5 separate regions of the Homo sapiens genome follow, and all the other regions are linked to region 3. A link is a loop called in an ENCODE intact Hi-C map of the cell type or tissue named here. Cell type or tissue: PC-9. All regions are shown on one strand.

What was found. Hi-C counts contacts between places; a loop is a spot of excess contacts. Peaks named below come from ENCODE experiments on the same cell type or tissue, not always from the same donor. Only the 100,000 strongest peaks of a DNase experiment are listed, where the experiment ranks them.
Region 1: a loop joins it to region 3, with 10 times the contacts of the local background. A loop is called at or near these places in 11 of 110 quality-filtered maps.
Region 2: it touches region 3 in a loop (6-fold over the local background); 13 of 110 quality-filtered maps call a loop at or near these places.
Region 4: a loop joins it to region 3, with 6 times the contacts of the local background. A loop is called at or near these places in 19 of 110 quality-filtered maps.
Region 5: a loop joins it to region 3, with 8 times the contacts of the local background. A loop is called at or near these places in 18 of 110 quality-filtered maps.

The regions. Positions count from the first base shown.
Region 1 is chr12:94,759,713-94,764,712 of GRCh38, forward strand. No RefSeq gene overlaps it. Among named protein-coding and RNA genes, the nearest start is that of MIR492, 72 kb to the right of the region's middle. RefSeq lists a silencer at 2,807-2,856 and an enhancer at 3,177-3,236. In PC-9, CTCF peaks have their summits at 4,665 (motif pointing left) and 4,871; DNase peaks (open chromatin) are centred at 2,039, 3,059 and 4,669; H3K27ac peaks cover 1,680 bases.
Region 2 is chr12:94,558,777-94,563,776 of GRCh38, forward strand. MIR5700 (microRNA 5700) reads left to right here and starts at 3,013; the gene lies at 3,013-3,083. RefSeq lists enhancers at 2,015-2,641, 2,441-2,550, 4,591-4,660. In PC-9, no CTCF peak of the experiment used is centred here; DNase peaks (open chromatin) are centred at 35, 2,205 and 3,485; H3K4me3 peaks cover 3,347 bases; H3K27ac peaks cover 4,869 bases.
Region 3 is chr12:94,641,923-94,646,922 of GRCh38, forward strand. All of the region lies in intron 1 of TMCC3 (transmembrane and coiled-coil domain family 3), which reads right to left. LOC105369914 (a long non-coding RNA gene) reads left to right here and starts at 4,516. Exons shown (of 2, transcript XR_945225.4): 1 at 4,516-5,000. In PC-9, no CTCF peak of the experiment used is centred here; DNase peaks (open chromatin) are centred at 2,339 and 2,859; H3K4me3 peaks cover 1,649 bases; H3K27ac peaks cover 2,828 bases.
Region 4 is chr12:94,594,060-94,599,059 of GRCh38, forward strand. All of the region lies in intron 1 of TMCC3 (transmembrane and coiled-coil domain family 3), which reads right to left. Among named protein-coding and RNA genes, the nearest start is that of MIR7844, 25 kb to the left of the region's middle. In PC-9, no CTCF peak of the experiment used is centred here; DNase peaks (open chromatin) are centred at 1,302, 2,702 and 3,422; H3K4me3 peaks cover 403 bases; H3K27ac peaks cover 4,449 bases.
Region 5 is chr12:94,550,594-94,555,593 of GRCh38, forward strand. No RefSeq gene overlaps it. Among named protein-coding and RNA genes, the nearest start is that of MIR5700, 8.7 kb to the right of the region's middle. In PC-9, no CTCF peak of the experiment used is centred here; DNase peaks (open chromatin) are centred at 2,318 and 2,648; H3K27ac peaks cover 3,400 bases.

The DNA.
Region 1 (5,000 bases), 120 kb after region 3:
CCATCTTTTTAAAAGGAGTTTTGAGCATCAGGTGACAGGTGGAAAAAGAAGGAGAGAGAAGATTCTTGGAGGCCACGCAGCAGAAGGTCACCTACATTTGGAAGCTGGTCCTCTTTTCACATGACTAAACCAGCAGTCCTCAACCTTTTTGGCACCAGGGACATAGATGAGGGGAGGGGAATGGTTTCAGGATGAAATTGTTCTCTATCATTATTAGATATCATATCATTATTAGATTATTAGGCATTAATTAGATTCTCATAAGGAGTGTGTAGCCCAGATCCCTCACATGCACAGTTCACAATAGGGTCCTCGCTTCTATGAGATTCCAATGCCACTGCTGATGTGACAGGAGGCACAACTCAGGCGGTAACACTTGCTCGCCCACCGTTCACCTCCTGCTGTGTGGCCTGGTTCCTAACAGGCCACAGATCGGTACCGGTTCATAGCGTGGGGGTTGGAGACCCCTGGCCTAAACAATGTAGGAAAGCCCCTCTCAGAACTATCTTGACCCAGGATCCATAGGATGAATTCTAAAATGTGGAAGGAGTGGGAGGAGGAGAAAATATTATTCTCTTGTACCACTTCCTTAAAACACATGAGCAAATGAACTGAAAACATGGCAATTTTCTCATTAATCGATTCTCGACAAGAAACTAGATAATTCTGCTGAAAAAAATATCCCTCTGGTGGTTAAATTATCTCTTCGGCTGTCTACATCCACCAAATTAACTCAAGAACTGTAACCTCTATTTCATATTGTGTTGTGTTAATATTACTGTGGCAGGTTTGAATGCAGAGGACCTGAGCACCTCACCATTCATCCCTTCTGAAAGGAGGGTCTAAAACCAATGCCCTTCTGGTCACTGAGGCGGGAGACCAGAAATGGCACAGTTCAAACACTGCCCCACTTTAAGCTGCAGCTTCAGTTAGGAAATGTTATGATTTCAACTGCTTTAAGTTGACTTTACATTTCCCAATCTAAAAATAAATAATTTTAAGGCACTTGGCAATGGATCGAGAGATGTATAGAAGGTTAATTTTCCTACACTACAAATATTTGAAATAACAATACAAAGATAAATAGACTGCAAACTTTTTTTAAAGTCTAACCTCACTTGTGAGAGTAACATGAGTTATCGTTTTTTTTACCTATCAAATGGGCAAAAAAGTTTGAAATTCTTTCCAGTGTGGGAGAGTATCTAAGAAAGCAGATGCTGGTAGGAGTATAGATTGCAACATTCTTTCAAAGTAATTTGAAATCTTATTTAAAACATTTGTCTAACATGCAGACCCTATGATTCAGCAATTCTGCTTCTAGGAATGCGTCCTAATAAACATGGACACAAAGAAATATGTACAAGACAATCTTTCTAGTGATGCCTATAATAATAAAAGCTACTAAAACCACAAATGTCCATTCATAATGAGCTGTGAGTAAATTATGTTATAAAATGGAATAGTATGCAGTCATTAAAACTGATAACACAGTTATTTTGATTTAGAAATATATTTATGTTATTAAAGAAAAAGGTAGGTTATGAAACTATATATTATATAGCATGTGATGTCACTTTTGTTAATACATACACAATGACCATAAATTAAAATGTGTTAAGCAATTTATACACACCTACACACACATATAAATCGAAAAAGTGTCTCTAATTCTCTTTAAAATACTCCAGCACAAACAGTATGGTATATAGGTGTATGAGTCTTAATTTATACTCTAGGGGCAGTTGCTTAGCATTTGAAAGACTTTAACAAAAAATTGGTATTTCCAAAAAAATTGGCTATTATAAGGCTTCGGCTGCCTTTATCTTTAATAAACATCAGACGGTTTGTTAATAAGCATAGTGGATATTAGAAATTATTTTGGATGAAAATAGGTGTTCAAAATACAGTTATGCACTGCTTAACTACGTTTCAGTCAATGGACTGTGTAGAAACAATGGTGGCTCCTTAAGATTATAATGGAGCTGACAAATTCCCATCCTCCTCTAGTGACTCACAGCCGTCATAATGCTGCAGCGTAATACATTACTCATGTGTTTGTGGTGTTGCTGGTGGAAACCAACCTACTACTCTTCCATTTGTGTAAAGTGTAGCACATACAGCTATGTACAGTACATAATACCTGATAATAAAACAACTATGTTACCAGTGTATGTATTTACTATGCTATACTTTTTATTGTTATTTTAGAGTGTACTCCTTCTACTTATGAAAAAAAGAGGTTAACTGTAAAACAGCTTCAGGCAGGTCCTTCAGGAGATATTCCAGAAGAAGGCATTGTTATCATAGGAAATGACAGCTTCAAATGTGTTATTGCCCCTGAAGACCTCCCAGTGGGACAAGACGTGGAGGTGGAAGACAGTGAAACTGATGATCCTGACCCCGTGTAGGCCAAGGCTAATGTGTGTGTTCGTGTCTTAGTTTATAACAAAAAATTGAAACAGTAAAAATATAAATAATAGAAAAAAGCTTACAGAATAAGGATATAAAGAAACTATTTTTTGTATAGCTATCCAATATATTTGTGTCCTAAGTGTTATTATGAACGTGTCAAAAGTTTCTTAAAATTTATTTTTAAAGTTACAGTAAGTTAAGGTTTATTATTAAAGAAAAAATTTTAAATGAATATAGTGTAGTCTTAGTATACAGCGTTTAAAGTTTACACTTGTGTGAGTGGTCACATTCACTTACCACTCACTGATTCACCCAGGGCAACTTCCAGTCCTATAAACTCCCTTCATGGTAAATGCCCTATACAGGTGTGCCATTTTTAATCTTTTATAACCCACTGTGTTTTTACTGTACCTTTTCTGTTTAGATATGTGTAAATACACAAATACCACCATGTTACAACTGCCTATTCAGTATGGTAACACTTTGTATTGGTTTTTAGCCTAGGAGCAACAGGCTACAGCATATAGTGTAGGTGTGTAGTAGGCTATGCCATCTAGGTTTGTATAAGTACACTATGATGTTTACACAATGACAAAATTGACTAACGATACATTTCTCAGACCATATCCCTGTTGTTAAGCAATGCACGACAGTGCAGTAAGGGCTCACTTCATGTCATCAACAGGAAACTGCAACTTTCAGTGAAACAACATATAGTGAAACTGATTTTGCCACAGGCTAATTGAGATCAACAAGAGCTAAGTTCTTATGGCATATTTCTGATCACAAAAAAAATCACAAAACTTCTAAATAAAAACCAAAACATTTATAATATTAAACACTGAAATACATGTGAGCTATACATACATTTAAGTAAGGTTAATAAACACAAGGAAGATAATTATTTGCCCAGTTATTCCTGTTTCAGGGTCAAGGGTAGCTGGAGCCTGTCCCGGCAGCTGAGGCTGCAACATTGGGACCCATCCTGGACAGGATACATCCCCTAGCAGGGTGCACTCAGACCCACACCCCCACCACACACACCCCTGCCACACACACACACACACACACGCTCTCTCTCTCTCACTCAGGCTGGGACCACATGCCAGTTAACCAAACATGTACATCTCTGCGATGTAGGAGGAAATTGGGAGACCTGGAGAAAACCCATGCAGATGTGGGAGGATGTGCAAACTCCACACAGACAGGGGCCCCAGCCAGGAACAGACTTTCTCATCAAGGTGATCATGAAATGACACCGATTGAAATGACATCATTTGAGGACTTGCTGTATATGGATCAGCTGGAAATGCTGTACAGGCCACTCCGCCTTCTTATGACCAGGGTGTGAGAATTCAGCAACGCCAGCAGCCTCCATCCCTCCAGTCTTACGTTATGGAGGATTCTGTGGCCTGCGTGACTCTAAGTAAAGTTAGCTCAATGCTATGGCTACAACACTGCTGCTGCACAGGCCACAGGAGAGCCTTTCATGCAAGGTGTTTGTCTAAGCGGCTGAAAGCTGGGAGCTTGGGCCTCTCCAGCGCAGTTTACAGCACAGGCTGTGTGCCTGCTTGGTCATGCATGTTTGTCCCCGTAGCAGGATTGGTTTGAGAACTGCTCTTGCTTTCTCCTTTCACCCTTACAGAGGTTGTGGAGTAGAGATCTGTCATCACTGGAGGCTCCTGGTATCAACCATACATAACCTATTAGCTGTGAACCACTAAACTGGCTTAGGTCAGTTTACCACAAAGGCTGTGTATGCCTGAACTTCAGCAGTGATTATCTACAGATGGTGGGATTATACAATTCCAACCCCCACCCCCCAACTCCCTTTGTGCTTATCTGTTTTCTAATTCTTCCTATAATATGTATGTATTTGTACAAGGTGGGTGGGTCACTTGAGGTCAGGAGTTCAAAACCAGTCTGGCCAACATGGTGGAACCCTGTATCTACTAAAAATACAAAAAAAATTAGCGGGGTGTGGTGGCAGGTCCCTGTAATCCCAGCTACTTGGGAGCCTAAGGCAGGAGAATCTCTTGAACCCGGGAGGTGGAGGTTGCAGTGAGATGAGATCCCACCACTGTACACCAGCCTGGGCAACAGAGCAAGACTCTGTTGAGAGAGAGAGAGACAGAGAGAGAGAGAGAGAGAGAGAGACGGAGAGAGAGAGAGAGAGAGAGAGAGAGAGAGAGAGAGAGAGAGAGGTATTATTTAAATAATAAATAAATAACAAGAGACTTAAGTAAACTGCACAGACAGCACTGTCACCACCTACTGGCAAAAACAGAGAAAGACCATTGTAGGTGAACGCTGACTGCTTAACAGCAGAGAAGGCGGCTTGCAGTTAGACTTTTCAGTTTCCAGTTGTTTTTAACTTCGAAGTATAACATCTGGATTTTAGGGAGGGGAGAAGATCACTCCTCTTGAAGCATGTTACCTTGAAAGAGTTCTGATTTTCAAAAGCAAAATATAGTTCTGCTGACCATGGTTTAAGTCTGAGAGAAAATCATAGTCCCTGCTATGTATCAGTTAGATACAGTAAGTATCTAACTATGATGCCACCGCAGGCAGCAGCTTCAAATGAGAAG
Region 2 (5,000 bases), 83 kb before region 3:
CTTGGCAAGGTCCTGTGGGAGGACGAGATGAGTGAAAGAGCAAGGGCATGCTCTGGTCACAAGGAACTCACTGTTTACTTCAGGAGCAGACATAAAAGAAACACTTCTCAATAACTAGGAAAAAGGTATTTAGACAGCATTTCTTTACAGAATACAGAGTCAGGAGGAGAAGAACATGAGGGCTTTGCAGAGCTGACATCTGAAAGGGTCTTGAAGGAGAAGAAATGTGATTGCAGGCAGAGGAGGTGTTTGTGTGTCACCTAAGGGCATGAAATAGCAAGGTGGGCTCAGGGCTTGAGGCGTAGAGCATGCAATGGGGGTGGGGGGTGGGAGATGAGGCTGGGGCATTGCATGGACTTCAGTACACTGGGAACCTAGTGGGCTTCACTCAGAAATTCAGACACGACCCTCTGGGCAAGAGAAGCCACTGAAAATTTTAAGAAGTGGAATAAGATGATCTGATTTGCATTTTAGATCACACAGGTAGTTTACATGGTGGATGCATTGGGTATGGGCAAAACTGAAGACCCGGGACCACATAGGAGACTGTTACAACTCTCCTGGGGGGAAATAATGGTGCCCTGAACCAAGGTAGGAAAGAGTAAGGTGGACAAGTTTTGGGTGTCTTTAGAAGGTAGAGTTTGACACGATTAGATGGCACTGGTTAGAAAGAGGGGGAATGGCTTTAAGATTTCTAGCTTGGGTGGGTGAATAAATGGATGGTGTTGGTGCCTTTATGGAATGAGGTAGTGTAGATAGAGCAGATTTGAAGTAAGGGCAAAAAAATGAGGTTGGTTTTATATTTTGAGGTGCTCTAAGGATGTCTATGTAGAGATGAAGGGGAAATAGAAATATGGTCTGTGGCTCAGAAAAGAGGCAGGTACTCACTACATAGAGGCAGTGGAATTAGTCTTAGAGATGATGGCTGAATCACGGGGAGTCTGTGCAAAGGGGGTGAGATGGAGATAATGCAGCCAAAGAAGACTAGAGGGTGGTCAAGAGGTGGCAAGAGAACCAGAGAGCGGCATCAAGGAAATACCCAACAGGCTGGGCGCAGTGACTCACGCCTGTAATCCCAGCACTTTGGGAGGCTGAGGTGGACAGATCACTTGAGGTCAGGAGTTCAAGACCAGCCTGGCCAACATGGCAAAACCCCATCTCTACTAAAAATACAGAAATTAGCGGGGCGTGGTGGCGCGCCTATAATCCCAGCCACTTGGGAGGCTGAGGCAGGAGAATTGTTTGAACCAGGGAGGCAGAGGCTGCAGTGAGCCCCACTGTACTCCAGCCTGGGTGACAGAGTTAGACTCCATCAAAAAAAAAAAAAAAAAGAGAGAGAAAGAAAGAGAGAAAGAGGGAGGGAGAGAGAGAGACAGAGAGAGAGAGAGACAGAGAGAAAGAAAGAAAGAGAGAGAAAGAAAGAAAGAAAGAAAGAAAGAAAGAAAGAAAGAAAGAAAGAAAGAAAGAAAGAAGAGAGAGAGAAAGAAAAAGAGAGAGAGAAAGAAAGGGAGAAAAGAAAGAAGATATCCAAGGGAAGCAAAATGTTTCAGATGGGAGGGAGCACCGCAAAGGGAAATGACTAGAAGTTTAGTAAAAACACAGGCTGTGAAGCATGCACCAGAAGTGCAAATGGGTCCTCGGTGACCCCATTGAGAGAAGTTTTAGGGGAGTGCTGGGGGCTGACACTAGTTTTTAGTGGATTAAGAAATCCTGGGAGAGAGGAGTAGAGACTATTCTTTTAAGAAACGTGATAGTGACAGGGAAGAGAAGGAATAGTGAGCTGAGGAAATGCAGGATCATAAAAGTGGGTTTAGGACAGCAGCAGCTGGACATCTGTGTATGCTGAAATGAACCCACTGGAAAACAGGTGCTGATGAAGGAGGTGCCGGCTCTCAGAAGAGGCAGGAGGCCCAGGTGGGAGTCTGTCTTGGACAGAGGCCTGGAGTGGTATGAAGGAGGGGTGAGCCGAGGGGAGAGCTGAGGCCTGATGAAGTGGGGACCCTAGCCCTCTGCAGAAGGGAAGCTATTCGGCAAGGGGGTGCCAGGGAAGGCAGCGGCTTCCTCAGCACTTGCTGCGGGAAGAAACACTGAAGTCCCAGGCTTCCAGGTAATGCTGTTTTCATCAGCAGAGCCCCGCTGGCCTGAGCTGGAATTCTGACTGAGCAGGTGACATGGGCAAGGGCCGGGGGTGAGGCACAGAGTCTGCTGCGGAAGCATCTGCGGGGTGCAGTAGCCAGTAGAGGCGGCCCCGTGTATGCCTCGGGGCTGGGCGTCCCGCAGAGGGGGTTACTCACTGCTGACTCAGCCCCAGGTGCTCATTTGCATGTTACTCATTTCAAGCCAAAAACACTGGAGCAGGAGTACAGGAGCATCTCATCCCCTTTCCAAACAGAACCACCCCAGGTCTTCCCAGCGCTCCTGCTGCTGTGCCGAGTCTCTCTGACCCAGAAATATTTCTACTTTGGAAGAGTCTACTAAGCTGTGCTGTATAGCTATCTGTGAAATTGAGCTGAAAAATTCAAAGAAACACTCAGAAAATTCATTTTCTCTGTAAGGATATCAAGGTAAGTTTAACATGCCAAGAGCCTGGGCCTTCCCCCTTCCAAATATTATCTTATTTTCACCTGACTTCTCCCCCACCAGAATGTAACCTCCAAGAGGATAGTAACATTGTTTTGTACTCTGTGCCCAGAACAGTGCACGGCATGTAGCAGGTGCTCAATAAATGGATTAAATTCTGTAATCCCAGCACTTTGGGAGGCCGAGGTGGGCAGATCACTTGAGGCCAGGAGTTTGAGACCAGCCTGGCCAACGTGGTGCAACCTCGTCTTTATTAAAAATACAAAAAATTAGCCGGGCATGGTGGTGCCTGCCTGTGGTCCCAGCTACTCAGGAGGCTGAGGCAGGAGAATAGCTTGAACCTGGGAGGCGGAGGTTGCATGAGCAGAGATTGTGCCACTGCACTCCAGCCTGGGCAACAGAGCGAGACTCTGTCTCACATAAATAAACTAATTAATTAATGCATTAAATTATTGAAGGCCCTTGGGCACCCCAGGCCTTCAATAATTTAATGCATTTATTGAGCATCTACGATCTCATCTAACCCCTATAATCCTAGGCAGTTAACAGTTTAGGAAGGGGAGATTCTCAGAGGTGAAACACCACCCCTCCCATCCCCTCATCCTCATTTAATCAAATTGCCAGTAAGGGGAAAGCCCCCGAGTTTCGAGCTGGGCTTCCCACATGTCATGGAGTTCAGAAATGCCTCTATCAGTTTATCAGGTGCTCACTCCTGTGAAACTGATTCATGCTAACGGATTCACTCTGACAAGAATATCCCCGAGAAGAGAAAGCGAATGTAGTGATTTACATTCAAGCATATACAGCTGCCAAGGAGCTGAAACGTTCTGCCCTGTCGGACAGCTCAGTCTGTCCCCAGTAGAAAGAGTTCACTGAGGCTGCCAAGCAGTCGCCAGCTTGGCTTGGAGCCTGCACAGAGTCGATAGCCTCAGGGAGGCCATGAACAAGCTCTGTGAACCAGAAACCCAGAAGACCGAGTGCAGCTGGCCAGGCAGGATCCCCGCCTGCTCTAGGGACACAGCTGCCACTCTCCAGCTCACCCAGAGAGCCAGCCACCGGCCCCCTGCAACCCTCTACCTTCTCTTTTGAGAATGATTGCTTATTGACTGAATGGGTCACCTCCATTCCCTCTCATTCATGGTTTCCATGGACTTTCCTTTTTCTTTTCTTTTTTTTTTTTTTTTTTTGAGACAGAGTCTCACTCTGTTGCCCAGGCTGGAGTGTAGTGGCGTGATCTTGGCTCACTGCAACCTCTTCCTCCCGGGTTCAAGCGATTCCCCCGCCTCAGCCTCTGGAGTAGCTGGGAATACAGGTGCGCGCCACCATGCCCAGTAATTTTTTGTTGTTGTTGTATATTTATTAGAGATGGAGTTTCATCATGTTGGCCAGGCTGGTCTCGAACTCCTGACCTCAAGTGATCCACCCGCCTCGGCCTCCCAAAGTGTTGGGATTACAGGCGTGAGCCACTGTGCCCGGCCTCCATGGATTTTCTTAGTCAATTGTTTGTTGTTGACAAGGCATAGCAGGAAGTCACCTTGCAATTCTGACCATGTTTGGGGACAGCCACCTTTCTGAATCCAAGCATGTCTTTGGGTCTCTGCTTGCTTAAGCCACTGTGTGTGGGGATGTATAAACTTCTACCTGTGGCCTAAGTTTTGGGGTCTTACAGTTCACTGTTCCCGGGAGCTACAAGACCTGGGCATCAAAACACAGAATAAATATGATGAAGGAAGAGAATTCAAAACCACTTTGGGAGGAAACCCCTGGTAGAAGGCTAGGCTAGCACTGTTGCTTGTGACATTGACAGTCCAAGAATCAGAGAAGGATCCAGGCCTCCAAGAGCTTCTTTGGCAAATGGGGTCCCTTACTGCTAGTACAGACCAGAAAGTACATGACTTTATTTTATTTCTACTACTCAGTGGCTTATTTTAAAGCACAACGGGAAAAAAAAAAAAAAGGAAAAGAGAAAAAAAGAAATCCAATTCTCAATGCCTAAGCCAGAGCGGAGTAACCACCAACAAAACAGCTGTTAACATGGCTGACGCATGTTCCTGTTAACTGCTTTAGTCAAGTTAAAGGCCTGGCAAGGGAGAGATTCTGGCTGGCTTAGCAAGGAGAGAGATTTCTGAGGTAGCCACCACAGATGGTAGCAGATGTCACGCAGCCTCAGAGCAGAAGCCACCAGAGACTTCACTGTCTTGGAGCTGAGCAAAAAAGCTGAGAAACACTCAGCCACGTCAACAGCCAATTACACACCTCAAGAATCTCAGGAAGCCAGGGAGTGTGTAAAAGTTTCTATAATTAATTGCTTTCCATTCTCTTTATCCACAAATCTGTCAGCTCATGGCTCTTCAAAAATCAAGGATGCTAGCTTCAGGTATCTCTGCCCTCACCTTGTATGGCCAGCAGCATGAAGATGG
Region 3 (5,000 bases):
TATATTTATATATATATTAGCAACAATACAGTGCAAAGTAGTTTGATACATGAATTGTCACCCCTCTTTTCCCCAGTGCCCCCCAAAAACCTGTAAATAAATTCAGAAGAAGAATGGCCTAACATCGTGTCATTCAAATTCACTTTTTTAACCTAGAAAAGTCACAAAAACTTAAATTTGTTCATACCTACTGAAAATAATTTTAAATTCTCATTCCACCCCTATAACTTAGCAATTAATTTGGTATTTAAAAATTATGTAAAGCAATCCTTTTTAAAGACAGAAGATGGTATAATGGTTAGTCCCAATCAGTCTGTATTAATTACATAATTTTACTGGTTACAGTCTGGCTGGTGTCATTTTCTGCTTCTGCAAATGGAATGGTCTGGAGTTAATAATGTCTAAATTCCCTTCCAGTTCTACCATGGTAAAACCTTGAGTCTAACTTTCCAACCCTCTGCCTTCGTACCTTTAATTCAGTCAAGCCAGGGTTCCACAGGGAGTTCTGGTGTGGACACCGGGCTATGTTTTCTAGTTGCTTTAAACTGCCCTTTGTAATGTTTTTAGTTGGCACAGTCTCCTCGAATGCCTTTAAGACCTGAGGAAGATACAGGTTTACAATCAGCCATTTAAAATGTGGCTTCCTCAGGGGACCGGCACTAAATGGGATGCATTTCAGGAAGCAATCCTTGAAAAGATCTGGTCTCTGGAGAGAACTCAAAGTGTTGGAAATCACACCCACGGTCTCTGCTCAATTGCAGCTCCTGCAATGGCCAGACAGCTACACCACTGTTACATACTGTTATTATTCTTCCTCTCCCATCTGAACATTAACCGAGCATTTAGCAGGTGCTGGCACTCAACAGTGCTTTACACGTACTACACCGTTTAATTCTCACAACAGTCCTCCAAGGGAAGTACTGTGACAACCCTTGTAAAAACCTAACTTTGGTACCATGCGGCAGGGTACACTATAGAAAGTCAACCGGGCCGGGCGCAGTGCCTCATGCCTGTAATCCCAGCACTTTGGGAGGCCGAGGCAGGCGGATCACGAGGTCAGGAGATCGAGACCATCCTGGCCAACATAGTGAAACCCCGTCTCTACTAAAATACAAAAAAATCAGCTGGGAGTGGTGGCGTGCACCTGTAGTCCCAGCTACTCGGGAGGCTGAGACAGGGGAATCACTTGAACCTGAGCAGCGGAGGTTGCAGTGAGCCGAGATTGCACCACTGCACTCCAGCCTGGTGAAAGAGCAAGACTCTGTCTAAAAAAAAAAGAAAGTCAACCGAGGCACATAACTCCAAGACTGGCACTCTTAACCACTCCAGTGCACTCCCCCAAAGTGTGATGTTCTGCAGGGGACACAAGAAGGCATGGTTTAATATTACAAGAGCCTTCACAGAAAGATCACCAGGTAGGTGACTGATGACATGGCTCAAAAGAAGGTGTGAACCCACAGGCCAGTCATGAGGATCTACTGAGGAGACACGTTTGCAGGCATGTCTTGAACTCCATGTTCACAAGGAAGCACCACCTTCACCTTGCTATTCAACAGTCCATCCTCAGGAGACCAAACATCAGGCAAAAACACGGTTCTTTAATGATCTTAAATCATGAGCTTATTTGACAGCCTTTAAGACTTCAAACTACTAGCAAAATTCTCATATCCTAGGCATTAAAGTTCATGAACTATCATTCTGTATCATTCATTCACATGTTTACTGGGAATATATGACTACGTGCAAAAGACTGGCAATGTGCATGTCATAAGAATTAGAGCACACAATTAGGGTAAGTGCCCAGCAGATGCTGTACACATCCTTCCCCAGGCACCCAACTAGTTTAGAAAGACTGGGCTGCTCTCCAGTGTTCGCCACGGAGGCAGACAGGGAAGTGGTAAAGAATCAAGCTCTGGAGTTGAGACATACACAGGTTCAAACCCTAGCTCTACCATAGTTTCCTAATAGCCACAAGATCTTAGAGAAACTAATAATCTGTCTGGGCCTCAGCCTCCCCATCTGTAAAATGGAAAAGTGGGATATTGTGGAAGACCAAGGAGATCATGTATTTGAAGTGCTTCATGTTGCCTGGTGTACAGTAAGCACTCAGTACACATTAACTATTATTGTGACTGCATTCTTCCTTTCACCTATGTTCTTTTTACCTCCTTACAGAGGAATAATCCACAAATATACTATGGTTCCTTTCAGGCAGCACCCCTCCCAAGTCGACGGAAGCAGTTGGCCTATGCACAAATCATATATCCTGATGTTCTCTTTCGAAGGAATGAAAAGTCCTCATTCTGATTCACAGTACAGTGATTCATGGTTCTCTTCCTCTTCTCTTGTCACCCTCCTCCCCTCCACTGAAAACATGAAAACACAATTAAGAAACCACAGGGCTGAAAGCTGCAGACTCTTCTAAGTCAAGCTGCGGGCATTTTCCAAGTAGGACTAGGTTGATTTCTGACCTTAGCAGCAGTCCTGGAGATGCCGGCAGAGGGTCTGAAGCAAAATACACCCTGAGATCCAACTTGGTAGCAGCTGTCTTGGTGATCTCTACAGCGGATGTGACAGGCGGGTGAGCTGGTGGTGGCCGGCAGTTCCTTCTCCTCTAAAGGAAAAGCCTGCAACAAAGTACAGCTCGAAAAACACACACCGCATCACTTTGCTCATCCTAAATGTAAGAAAAACCTGGCTTGAGACACTCACCATTATTCATTCTCTTTAAGAGGCTCTTTAGAACAAAACAAATCACCGGTGAAAACGATATCTGTGTACTACTCAACTTACCACTTCACCGGGTCAGTGTCCTCCAGGACAGAGGTCAGTTTCCACTCCCCCTATTTCCTGCCCAGGGAGTAAGCATGTGATCATCAACTTACTACATCACTGCCCAACCAGTTCCACTGTGAGAAGGGCTACAGCATCCTCTTCTTCACTGCCTTTGGTCATTACTCATCATGTAATTGTAGATGGATTTCCAAACCACAGAACACTTGAAGATATACTACAGGTGGCACTCACGCTTGACACAAGTTTTACTTCAGATGTTAGAGATTTCTGCATGTATTATCATCATGTTCTCCTGTACAAGACAGGGGTATTGTCCGGAACCACAAGAATAAATGAGATACACCCACCAGATATTAAGTTTCCACAGAGACCAGACTGTTTCATTTACCATTGTATTCCTGATGCCTAGATCAGCAGCCAGCACACAGAAGGTGCTCAGTAAGTATTTTTTGAATAAACGAAGCATCTTGCTCTCAAAGTGCCAATGTCTATAGTTTATAAATACATGTAAGCATTAAACATATAAACAGTCAATGTCATGAGAAACATGACGCAAGGAGGCACAAAATGCTAGCAATGCTAGAAAAGTCTATACTTTTCACAAAATTAGCAGCCTTTCCGTTTCTAAGCTCACAAATCCCTCTTTCATATAGTACAGGTCCCCTATTCAAAATGCTTGGAACTAGAAGTGTTTCAGATTTCAGATTTTGGAATTTGTTTTGTTTAGTTTTGTTTCGGAGATGGAGTCTCCCTCTGTTGCCCAGGCTGGAGTGCAATGGCACAATCCTGGCTCACTGCAACCTCTGCCTCCCAGGTTCAAGCGATTCTCCTGCCTCAGCCTCCCTAGTAGCTGGGATTACAGGCACCTGCCACCATGCCGAGCTAATTTTTTTGTATTTTTAGTAGAGACCGGATTTTACCATGTTGGCCAAGCTGGTCTCAAACTCCTGAACTCAAGTGATCTACCCACCTGGCTTCCCAAAGTGTTAGAATTACAGGCATGAGCCACCATGCCCGGCCTAGGAATCTTTGTATTATACTTACTGGTTGAGCATTCCAAATAGAAATATCTGAAATCAGAAATGCTCCTGTAAGCATTTCCTTTGAGCGTCATGTTGACGCTCAAAAAGTTTTGGATTTTGGCTTTTGGATTGAGATGCTCGGCCTATAGTAAAAGTGGTTAACATCTATTGATTTCTTATTGTGCACCCGGCATGGAGTTAAACATTTTATAGACATTACTGAATTTATTCCTCAAAACACCCCTATTATGTAGAAGTAGGAACTAAGGCTTAGAGTGATTACAGGATCCAAGATTACACTGGTAGCAAACAGCACTGGTACAAGATCTGTATTCTGGGGACTATCCTAATGCAAATGGTTCTGTAGGGAAAATAATATGGTCCTTGCATGCAGGATGGAACAGAAGTTGGTGAAGGTCATAAGTGACTAAGGTGGGGGATGATTGGGAGATATGGAAGAAACCAATTCCAGAGAAATGTCAGAGAAAGGTGCGGTGGTATTGCTAATAGGTTAGAGAGATGGGGGAGGGCAGGCACTCAAGATGACTAGCAGTTCTGATTAGTAGTGGCACCAACAAAATAGAAAAAAATTATTAACCTGACATATAGACAAATACAGCTTTTTCACCCAGTGAGAGAACATAAATTTAAAAAAATTTTTTTAAATAGCTAATATTTGAAAGCACACACCTTTTTTTTTTTTTTTTTTTTTTTTGAGAGGAAGTCTCACTCTTGTCCCCCAGGCTGGAGTGCAATGGCACGATCTCAGCTCTCTGCAATCTCCGCCTCCCGGGTTCAAGAGATTCTCCTGCCTCAGCCTTCCGAGTAGCTGGGATTACAGGCACCTGCCACCATGCCTGGTTAATTTTTGTATTTTTAGTAGAGACAGGGTTTCAACATGTTGGCCAGGTTGGTCTTGAACTCCTGACCTCAGGTGATCCACCTGCCTCGGCCTCCCAAAGTCCTGGGATTACAGGCGTGAGCCACCGTGCCTGGCTTTTTTTTTTTTTTTTAAAAAACAAATACTTTCTTATTTAAGACACACAATCACTCCCAGAAGAGTGGAGTATTACCTCTTTTACAGATGGGAAACTGGAGGCTCAGAAAGGCTATTTAGGACCTTGCCCCAGTGGTCACCCAGTTAAGAAGCTCGAAGAGCCAGAATACAACCCACGTAGGTCC
Region 4 (5,000 bases), 48 kb before region 3:
TAAGAGGAGCAGGGAGTCTCTGGGGACCCTGTGTACCTTGAAAACGAGCAAGTTTGGGAAAGGGAAGTGTACATTTATTTAATATCTGCCCCTTACCTCTCCAGGCCTGGGAACTAAGAACCATGCCTTTTAAATTTAAATATATATATATATATATACACACACACACACACAGAGTGAGAGAGAGAGAGGTCTCTCACTCTGTCACCCAGGCTGGAGTGCAGTGATACCATCACTAGCTCACTGCAACCTTGAACTCCTGGGCTCAAGTTATCCTCTCACCCTAACCTCCCAAAGTGTTGGGATTACAGGCATGAGCCACCGTGTCTGGCAGAACCAGGCCTAATTTTAGGACTAAACACAGAACAAATGTCCACTGAAGCTTTTAGTTCCTAACTCAGAAGGAGAGAAGGGGTGAGCAAGAGCTGCTAGGCACTAAACTTAAGGTCTTTTGGGGGCAGTTCTGGAAAATTTCCCATCCATGCTTGTTCATTCCCATAGGTTTCTGGCAGTGTCTGTCAGTAAAACCTCCCCAGGAAGAGGGGAAGCCAGCAAGGAAGGGGATGTGGGAATATCGAGTTTACTCTGGGAGAACCGCCCCCAGGAAAAACGAGTCTCTGAGGCCCTTAGTCAGAGAGCAGAGAAAAGAGGCCAAGCCTGGGAGCAGAGGGTCTGCCTACTGCCCTGCCCTGGCAGCCCAGTCTTCTACATTTCCCATCACATTCATTCACCACCTCACTTACCCCTAAAACACACAGGGTGGGCCTTCTTAGAAGGGACCTGTACTTAGTGTAAGTTTCTAAACGATAGTTACAAATCCAGCACCTGTCTTGCAGAGTCTTTCGGCATCTCCAGCCTGAACGAACTCTATCAGGCCATGCTGTGTTCATTATAGGCACCCTGCACAAAAGGGAAAGTAACTTGTCTCCTAAAGTATAGCTTCCTAGATAAGTAAGTGAATATAACAAGGGTGTGCAGTGTTATCTATCAGATAACAATAATTGTTTCCCTTTTTGCCTCGGATGCTAGGAAATTCAGAATCAAACGTAGAGTAACTGTTAGATCTGGTGATCAGCCTATATGTTTTCCCCTTCTTTTTCGACTTTTGGATATTAGCACTACTCTAACTATATTTTCCATGTGTCTTATCATAATCATAATCTTAGTGGAAAGAGGTGGGTATACTTTAACCTGCTTATTAAGAGGCTAGGTATGTCATCTTGCCCAGAGATGAACACTATACCAGCATTCCTATGTTTAATAGGGGGAATGTGGTCAACCATACCCAGCTCATGAACCTGCACTGCGACTTCCCCATCCCCATTCCTAGAGCATCCAGAGAAAGCCACATAATGGTCACAACTTGGCTCATGTCCTTTGAAAAGTTGCTATGTAAGACTGAGCCAGGAAATAGCGTTTGGTACTGGAGCCCCAAAGTGCATTCCCAAAGCATATGCAAGCCTCATAATTAAATTTTTCTCTGAGGGTGAGGGTTTCATTTATTTTTTGGTAGTATAACAAATACTGGAGGGAAAAACATGTACTGGATGATTTGCAGTATAGAATTTTCTTATAAATGGATCAGAATACTACTAGCTATCAGACAGGGCTTAGAAATAAGTAGCTATTCAAGAGTAGAAGAAAAACTGATCAACAGTCATTTCTTCGCCTTTTGCAATGCTGAAGCTAATTTTGCACAGTTTTATTTTTTCTAATATATGCCAGCAGTATTATCACCAAATGGCAATTAGAACTAAAAAGCTGCCTTTAGTTGTATCAAAATAATATAGCATTCCACTTAAAGAAAAAAAAAATGTCCATGAAAAGTACATTCAATCGATATTTTGGTACAGTATTTCTGGCATAGAAAAACAGCCTTACTTTGAAGTTGTGCTCGGCCTTCAAATGAGGCCCTCAACATAAAAACTGATTTCCTTGGGTTGAATAAAATCATCTTTTCAAAAGATAAATCAGATTATACCCTGTTCTCTCCCAAAGATCTTTAATGTTCCCTAAAGTGTGAAATACTTAACAAAGAATTTAAGGCTCTGTTGATCAGGGTCCTATCCTAGTCATTTTCCAGCAGGTCCATCCATCCTGATGTTTTGAGTACATCTATGTATAGCCCCTAGGGTAAGGCTGGACCTTTATATACACTCTCCTTTAATCCTCATATCTCCATGTCATTAGCTCTGCCTTGCAGATTTGAAAGGGGGAGGCATCAAATAAGTTATGGTGACAGCTAAGAAGACACAGAGCCAGGATTTGTACTAATGTCTAGTTTTTAACCTTCATCTTATTCCATGTGTGTGACGAGCCAGTCACACCTGAACACTGCATGCACTTTGCTATTTCTATGTCTGTTCCTCACCCTAGCATGGTCTCCTTCCCAATTCACCTTTCAAGGACCAAGTCAAACGATGTCTCTTCCACAGAGGTTCTCCCACCCCCACGCCCAGCTAGGATTGACTGCTTCCTTTGTGCTTCTCCCCATTTGCACTGACTCCTCATACAGTGCTTATTCTTCCAAGTATGACAGGTATTTGAATAACACATTTGTTCCTCCAACATTTGGATGCCTCCTTGGAGAGAAGGATCATCTATCATCTACTAGGCCACCTGTGTCTGCTCCACACTCTTTCCTCAATAGGACCTTAGTGCTTATTAAGTGAATCAGTTGTTGACTAGCAGCCAACTAGGGCAGCCAGTTGTTTAGGGACAAGTGGCTGCCCTAGTTGTTTACATTTGCTCAGCTGTTTGCAATGAGATCAAGAAGAACCTGCAACTGAGGTTGTGCTGGGTTGCTTTCAAAACAGACCGAACCACGAATGGTTCATGGCTTGTGACACATGTGAGAGGTCAAATAGGAAACTGATGTTTCATGGCTCTTCACTGCTCCAAGCAGAATATAGGTAATCAATTACCAAATGATAAATATTGCCAGCCATGGTGGCTCATGCCTATAATCCCAGCACTTTGGGAGGCAGAGGCAGGAGGATCACTGGAGCCCAGGAGTTTGAGACCAGCCTGGGCAACACAGTAAGTCACTGTCTCTATTAAAATACATATATATATATATATATATATATATATATATATGTATATAAATTAGCCAGGCCTGCTGGCGTGCCTGTAGTCGCAGCTACTCAGGAGGCTGAGGTGGGAGGACTGATTGAACCCAGGAGTTTGAGGCTGCAGTGAACTATGATTGCTCCCTTGCACTCCAGCCTGGGCGACAAAGCCAGACTCTGTCTCTAAGAAAGAAAAAGAAAAAAAAATTAAGATCTCCCACGTACAGAATATGCAGGTATGATCCTTTCCTCCCTAAGGGACCTTTTCCCTGTAGGGACCGTTGTAATTGTGGCAGACAACTCAGGTGCCTCCTCCTTTGGACACACCCATATGTTCTGACTCAATCCATTATTTGTGATGGCTTAAGGAAGCAGTCTTAAATAATTTCTCAGGCCAGGTGCAGCAGCTCACGCCTGTAATCCCAGCACTCTGGGAGGCTGAGGCAGGTGGATCACCTGAGGTCAGGAGTTCGAGACCAGCCTGGTCCAATATGGCAAAACTCCATCTCTACTAAAAATACAAAAACTAGCCAGGAATGGTGGTGCATGTCTATAATCCCAGCTACTCAGTGGGGCTGAGGCAGGAGAATCGCTTGAACCTGGGAGGCGGAGGTTGCAGTGAGCCAAGATCGCGCCATTGCACTCCAGCCTGGACAACAGAGAGAGGCTCTGTCTCAAAAAATAAATAAATAAATAATAAAAATAAAATAATTTCTCTAATGCACCAGGAAGGTTCTGAAATGTAGTTTCTTGTCACTTAGGAAATCACAATTTGATAGAACATGAACACAGAAATGAAGGAATTCTTTTACCCTCCAAAGTCCAAGAAGGCAACGACTTGTTTAAAGGACACAAGCAGGCCTCAAGAAGAATGGCTCAAGAGAGGACAGAATCTTGCCAGGATCATTCAAGTTTATCAGAAAAGAGAAGCCACCAGTTACTAAAGACTTATCAGCATCAAATAATTTCCTAAATGTTTCCGGTACCTTATTTTATTTTTCCTTTCAAGAATCTGATATTAGAATTAAAACTCCCATCTTCTCAGAAAAGTGACTTACTAGGACTCAAAGCTAATAAGTGGCAGAGCCATGTGATTCCAGCCCAAGTGCACCTGGCTCCAGGAATATCCTACCTTTTCTTGAGCTCTTTCTGTGTACGCCAAACCATTTATCATACATATACCTGTTTCCTTTAACCCCTAAAGCCCCTCAAATCTACTTAGTTTACTCAAATCATTGTGCTACCATTAAATATGCAAATGTGAAAAATATGTATGATAGAGAAACAGAAGAACAAAAACAGACTCCTTCAGACTCCTTGGTGCCACGAGGCAATTACTGGAGATGTTCTCAATTTGGCATTCATAAGTTCTCAATTTTGGCATTCATAAGTAGGAGAAGAAATGACCTTAAATCCCAAGATACCTTGCATAATAAAAAAATGTGGGTTACTTCTGTTTTACCCACTACCAAAGATCCTCAAGGCCAGCTTATACATAAACTCCCTCTTTGGCTAAAGCTCCAGCAGGTTCTACAGTCATTAAATGCTCTGCCGTCAATAAGAGGAGGCTTTCTTCTCCCACAGCCACAGACGTTTAAAGGCTCCAAAGATTCGTGTTTCAGGCAGAGAACAGTCCTCCTCTAAGATCATACTGTTTTGTGATCTGGGATAAAAGAAACGACAAAGAAATAAAACAAATGGTGGGCTGTGATTTTAAAGATAAACACTGTATCATGACCCTTCTTAGAACCTAAGTCTGTATTTGGGTTGGCTGTATCTCCAAAACACAGGCAACAGACTTCCAGGACCCACTCAAAACACTCGCAGCAACCAGGTAGCTCAGACCTCATGGGAAAGCTCTGATTCCAGAGCCATGTATCCTAAATAAAGGTTTGCTTCCAGGGTGGTAGCATAAGTTAGTGGTTAAAG
Region 5 (5,000 bases), 91 kb before region 3:
ACTGGACCAGAACTAGTGCAGCTGCGGTTGAGATGGAGAGATGATGATTTTGAGATGTATTTAGAAGGTAGAATTGACATGGGTTGATGGTGGTAATGACAAGGAAGATGGTTCTGAGGTTTCTAGCTTGGGTGGTGGTGGTGCCTTTTAATGGAAATAAAGAGTACAGAAAGAGCAGACTTGGTGTAAGGGAAAAAACAATGACCTTGGTGTTTTCGTTTGAGGTTCTCTAGGAACATCCTGAACCAATATTATATAAGAAATTTAAAATATAGATCCACTGCTTATAAAAGAGGTAGATGCTACTAGCTATGTAACTGTAGTAGTATTTGCCACACAGGCGGCAGCTGGGTCCACAGAGGGTGTGTAGGAAGGACGGGGAGCCACAGAACCCTGAAGAGTGGTGGAGAGGTACACGGAGACCTGGAGAGAAAACACCCTAAGGGATTAAGCTTCAAAGAACAGGAAGAGGTCTCCAGTGTTGACCAATCTAGAAACCAAGTAAGGCCAGGCTGTGAAATGCATGCACTGGTTTTGGCAATTAGGTGGTCGATGACCTCATTGGATGCAATTCTTGGGAGGGAGGTACTGATTCTAGTTTACAGTGGTTTGAGGAAACTTAGGCAGTAAGGAAGTGGAGACGTTCAGGAAATGTGCTGGAGGGATGGACATGTGACCAAGTTCTGGCTCAAGAGTCATAAAGTTGGTCTTTCGGGGGCACTTCTAGAAGAGATTTTCCTCTCTGTAAAAGGGAAGGAGAGCCTGTCTAGCATGTTTTTCTGTGTGAGGATGTGATGCCTGGATCCAGGGCAGCCATCTTGTGGCCAGGAGGGGAGACATTACTGATAGACGGAGGCCAGTAGAGCAAGAGCAAGAGGACGGCTGAGCATGGTCCTTGGCCTTCACTGAGCTAATAAATCAACCCTGCAGCCACCTGCCTCCCAACTTCTTTTTAGGTGAGAAAAATAAACCCTCGGCCGGGTGCGGTGGCTCATGCCTATAATCCCAGCACTGTGGGAGGCCGAGGTGGGTGGATTACCTGAGGTCAGGAGTTCGAGACCAGCCTGGCCAACATGGTGAAACCCCGTCTCTACTGAAAATACAAAAATTAGCCGGGTGTGGTGGTGGGCACCTGTAATCCCAGCTACTCGGGAGCCTGAGGCAGGAGAATTGCTTGAACCCGGGAGGTGGAGGTTGCAGTGATCTGAGATCGTGCCACTGCACTCCAGCCTGGGCGACAAGAGTGAAACTCCGTCTCAAAAAATAAAAATAAAAATAAACCTCTGTTGCTTCAGCCACTTTAGCTCTGCTTGTAACTGGAATGTCAAGGACACAGCTCATTAGGTGTGATGAAAATGAACTCTACTGTTGCTCCCATTGGCCCTGGAAACTCTTCAGTGGGGTGATATTCCCCTACTGGATGAAAACTCTGGCAGGTCCATGACTTTTGTCCTCACCCTCAGGTAACAGATAACCCAAAGTCACTTTCCCTAGCCAACAGATTTGCAGTTGTGGAATCAGAATAGTACAAGATGAATAAAAGCCTGAATCTGATTTTGCATCGTGTCTCCGTTCCATCACCAGGCCTGTCTCAGGCCCACAGCCTGAAGTGTAAAGAGGCCATGGCTGGTGTTTCTTTCTTTTTCTGCCTCATGCTTCTTCTCCTTCCACCCAACGCTCACCCCTACGAGGCTGCTAGGGTGTGCTTGATCCCTTAGGGCCAGGGCGTGGGAAAGACAACCGGTAGAGTCTTTCCTAAGTGGGTACTGCTAAAAGCCAGCTGGGGTCTCTGTTGTGACCCAACTGATTTTTTTCTCACGGATACTTCTGCAGGCTCTTAGGAGATTGCTACTCCGGGATTCCCTGCAGGTCTCTTGAGGGGATGCATCTGTCCTGGGGTCTCCTCCCTCAGCCTCACAGGGGTGCTGTGCCCACTTCCCACTTTCTTCTGAGGGGATCCCCTGCCCTCATTGGACTAGCAGCATTTCTCTCCTGAGTGCTGCATGCCAGAGCCGGAGAAGCACTCAGCATCACAGTGGCTGCCTCCAGCATAGGCCTCCTGTCTGGCAGCCACAGGTCTCGATAGCTCTCTCACTTGTCAGTCAAGAAGTAGGTCTCAATGCTCTGTCTGAGACCTGCCTTAAGTTGAGGGCAGTAAAACCTCCATCCTGGGCACCTCAGAAGAAATCTGAAGAAAAAAAACAGTTGAAGAATCTTCTCTTTCCCCTCTCTCAATCCTGAAAAGGGTGAGGAGTTCAGGAACACAGGGAGAGGCCCTCAAACCTGCGCTTTGGAAATTCTACCTATAGTGACTTGGCTTTGAAATGTTATCTTCTGTGTTTTAGCATCTTGGGCAAAACTGGTTTAATCACCCACCTCTGGAATGCTTTTTTTTTTTTTTTTTTTTTTTTTTTTTTTTGAGACAGAGTCTCATTCTGTCCCCCAGGTTGGAGCACAGTGGCACGATCTCAACACATTGCAACCTCTGCCTCCCGGGTTCTAGCAATTTTTGTGCCTCAACCTCCCAAGTATCTGGAATTATAGGCATGAGCCACCATGCCTGGCTAATTTTTTTTTTTTTTTTTTTTTTTGGTAGAGACGGTGTTTCAACATGTTGGCCAGCCCGGTCTTGAACTCCTGACCTCAGATGATTCACCAGCCTCAGCCTCCGAAAGTGCTGGGATTACAGGCGTGAGCCAGCGCACCCGGCCTTGGAATGCTTATTATTGAGAAAAATAAACCTCTATTGTTTTAGCCAGTTTTGGCTCAACATTCTATTACTAGCCACCAAAAGCAGCTGAACTGCTTCACTGTGCTGGGTTGGCTTCATGACTCCCCTGGCACAATAAAGACAAAGCCCATCATTTATGATAGTAAAAAACTGCAGATACCCAACAACAGGAGATGAAACCAATGAAACACATACATGATGGAAAATTGTGCAGGCACTTCAAGTGACAACTTATAGGAAAAAGTTCATATTTTGCTAGATTATATACATGCAGAGCAAAAAGACTAAGAGGAAATATGTAAGAAAGGTAAAATTCAATTTGGTTGAGAAATGGAGTAAACATATATTATATATGCATAGAAAATAGCTGGAAGAATACACAATACACAGATATCAACAGTTGCATCTGGGGAGGGGTCTTGGGGATCTGGGTGGGAAGGAAGGTTACTTCTGAATTTTTCAACCATGTGCACATATTCTTTTTTTTTTTTTTTTTTTTTTTTTTTTTTTTTTGAGATGGAGTCTCACTCTGTCGCCCAGGCTGGAGTGCAATGGTGCAATCTCAGCTCACTGCAAACTCCGCCTCCTGGGTTAAAGCAATTCTCAAGCCTCAGCCTCCCCGAGCAGCTGGGATTACAGGTGCGGGCCACCATGCCTGGCCAATTTTTATATTTTTAGCAGAGACAAGGTTTCGCCACGTTGGCCAGGCTGTTCTCAAACTCCTGACCTCGTGATTCGCCTGCCTCGGCCTCACAAAGTGCCGGGATTCCAGGCGTGAGCCACCGTGCCCGGCATGTGCATATATTCTTTTCTCAACTGAGGAAAGTAGTAGTTTCGTGGGTAGGGTTGGGTGGTGAAGGTTGTTTTTGTTTAAGTTCAACGTTTTTGGAGGGAAAGGGATAATAATGGTTTTCTCTAGGTGGAAGAATTAATGCGGATTTTTATCTTTCTCTGTCTCTTCTATATTTCCCCAAATGTCTCCAAGTCATTTTGTATTACTAAAATAATCAGGAAAAAACCCACAATAAAATGCTCTTCCTTTCCTTGTTCCCTTTCCTTCCAGAATAATTCAGTTTTAAAGCCATTAGCAGTTAGTTGAACAGAGTAAGGCAGGGACCCATGGTGGGAGGGGCTGGTAGCCTAGAGCAGGGTGGCCGAGCTCAGGCATGGGGAGGAGGACACAGGGGAGGGGGTACCCGGCAGAGTCATCAATCCAGAAGGGTGGAAGAGGGCTTCCTTGAATGGGCAGCCTGGAGCATGTGTCAAAGCCAGAGAGGGTGGCAGGGAGGTACATGCACTGGGGCCACCAGCAAGGTTGTCTTAGATCCAAGTAGGGCGAGGCAGTCAGCACTGTTAGTACCCAACCATCACCCACATGGTGGAGATGTGGGCAGCAGAGATGGGAAATTTGTTATACAGAGGGAGTGGAGAAAATGAGTAAATATGTTAGAGACAATGGAAGTCCGTGCTTTCACTGTAGGAGAAAGAAGTTACAAATATGGAAAGGAGAGCTTGAATAAACCCAGAGGTGTTGATTGGTATTGGAGGTATTAGTGCGCACTCATGATTTTCAATATAGACATAGATGCAGAAATCAGCAGAGATTTAAATTTTTATATAAATGCATATAAGTATATAAATAAATACAGACATTGTCTTAGTCAGCTCAGGTTACTATCACAAAATACACTAGATTGGGTGGCTTACACAACAGACATGTATTGCCCATAGTTCTGGAGACTGGGAAGTCCGAGATCAAGATGCTGGCTAGGGCCCTCTTCCTGGCTTGCTCCCTACCTTCACACTGTGTCCTTACATCATGGGACAGAAAGAGAGAATGAGAAAGAGAGACTGCTGCTCTTTTTTTTTTTTTTTTTTTGAGACGAAGTCTTGCTCTGTTGCCCAGGCTGGAGTGCAGTGGTGCAATCTTGGCTCACAGCAATTTCTGCCTCCCAGGTTCAAGCGATTCTCCTGTCTCAGCCTCCCGAGTAGCTGGGATTATAGGCATGTGCCATCATGCCCAGCTAATTTTTTGTATTTTTAGTAGAGACGCGGTTTCACCATTTGGCCAGGCTGGTCTTGAACTCCTGACCTCAAGTGATCCACTTGCCTTGGTCTCCCAGAGTGTTGGGATTACAGGTGTGAGCCACCTCGCCCAGCCATGCCCTCTCTTCTTATAAGGCCACTAATGCCATCATGAAGACCCCACCCTAATAACCTAATTTAACCTTGATTACCTTCCACAAGCCCCATTTCTAAATACTATCAC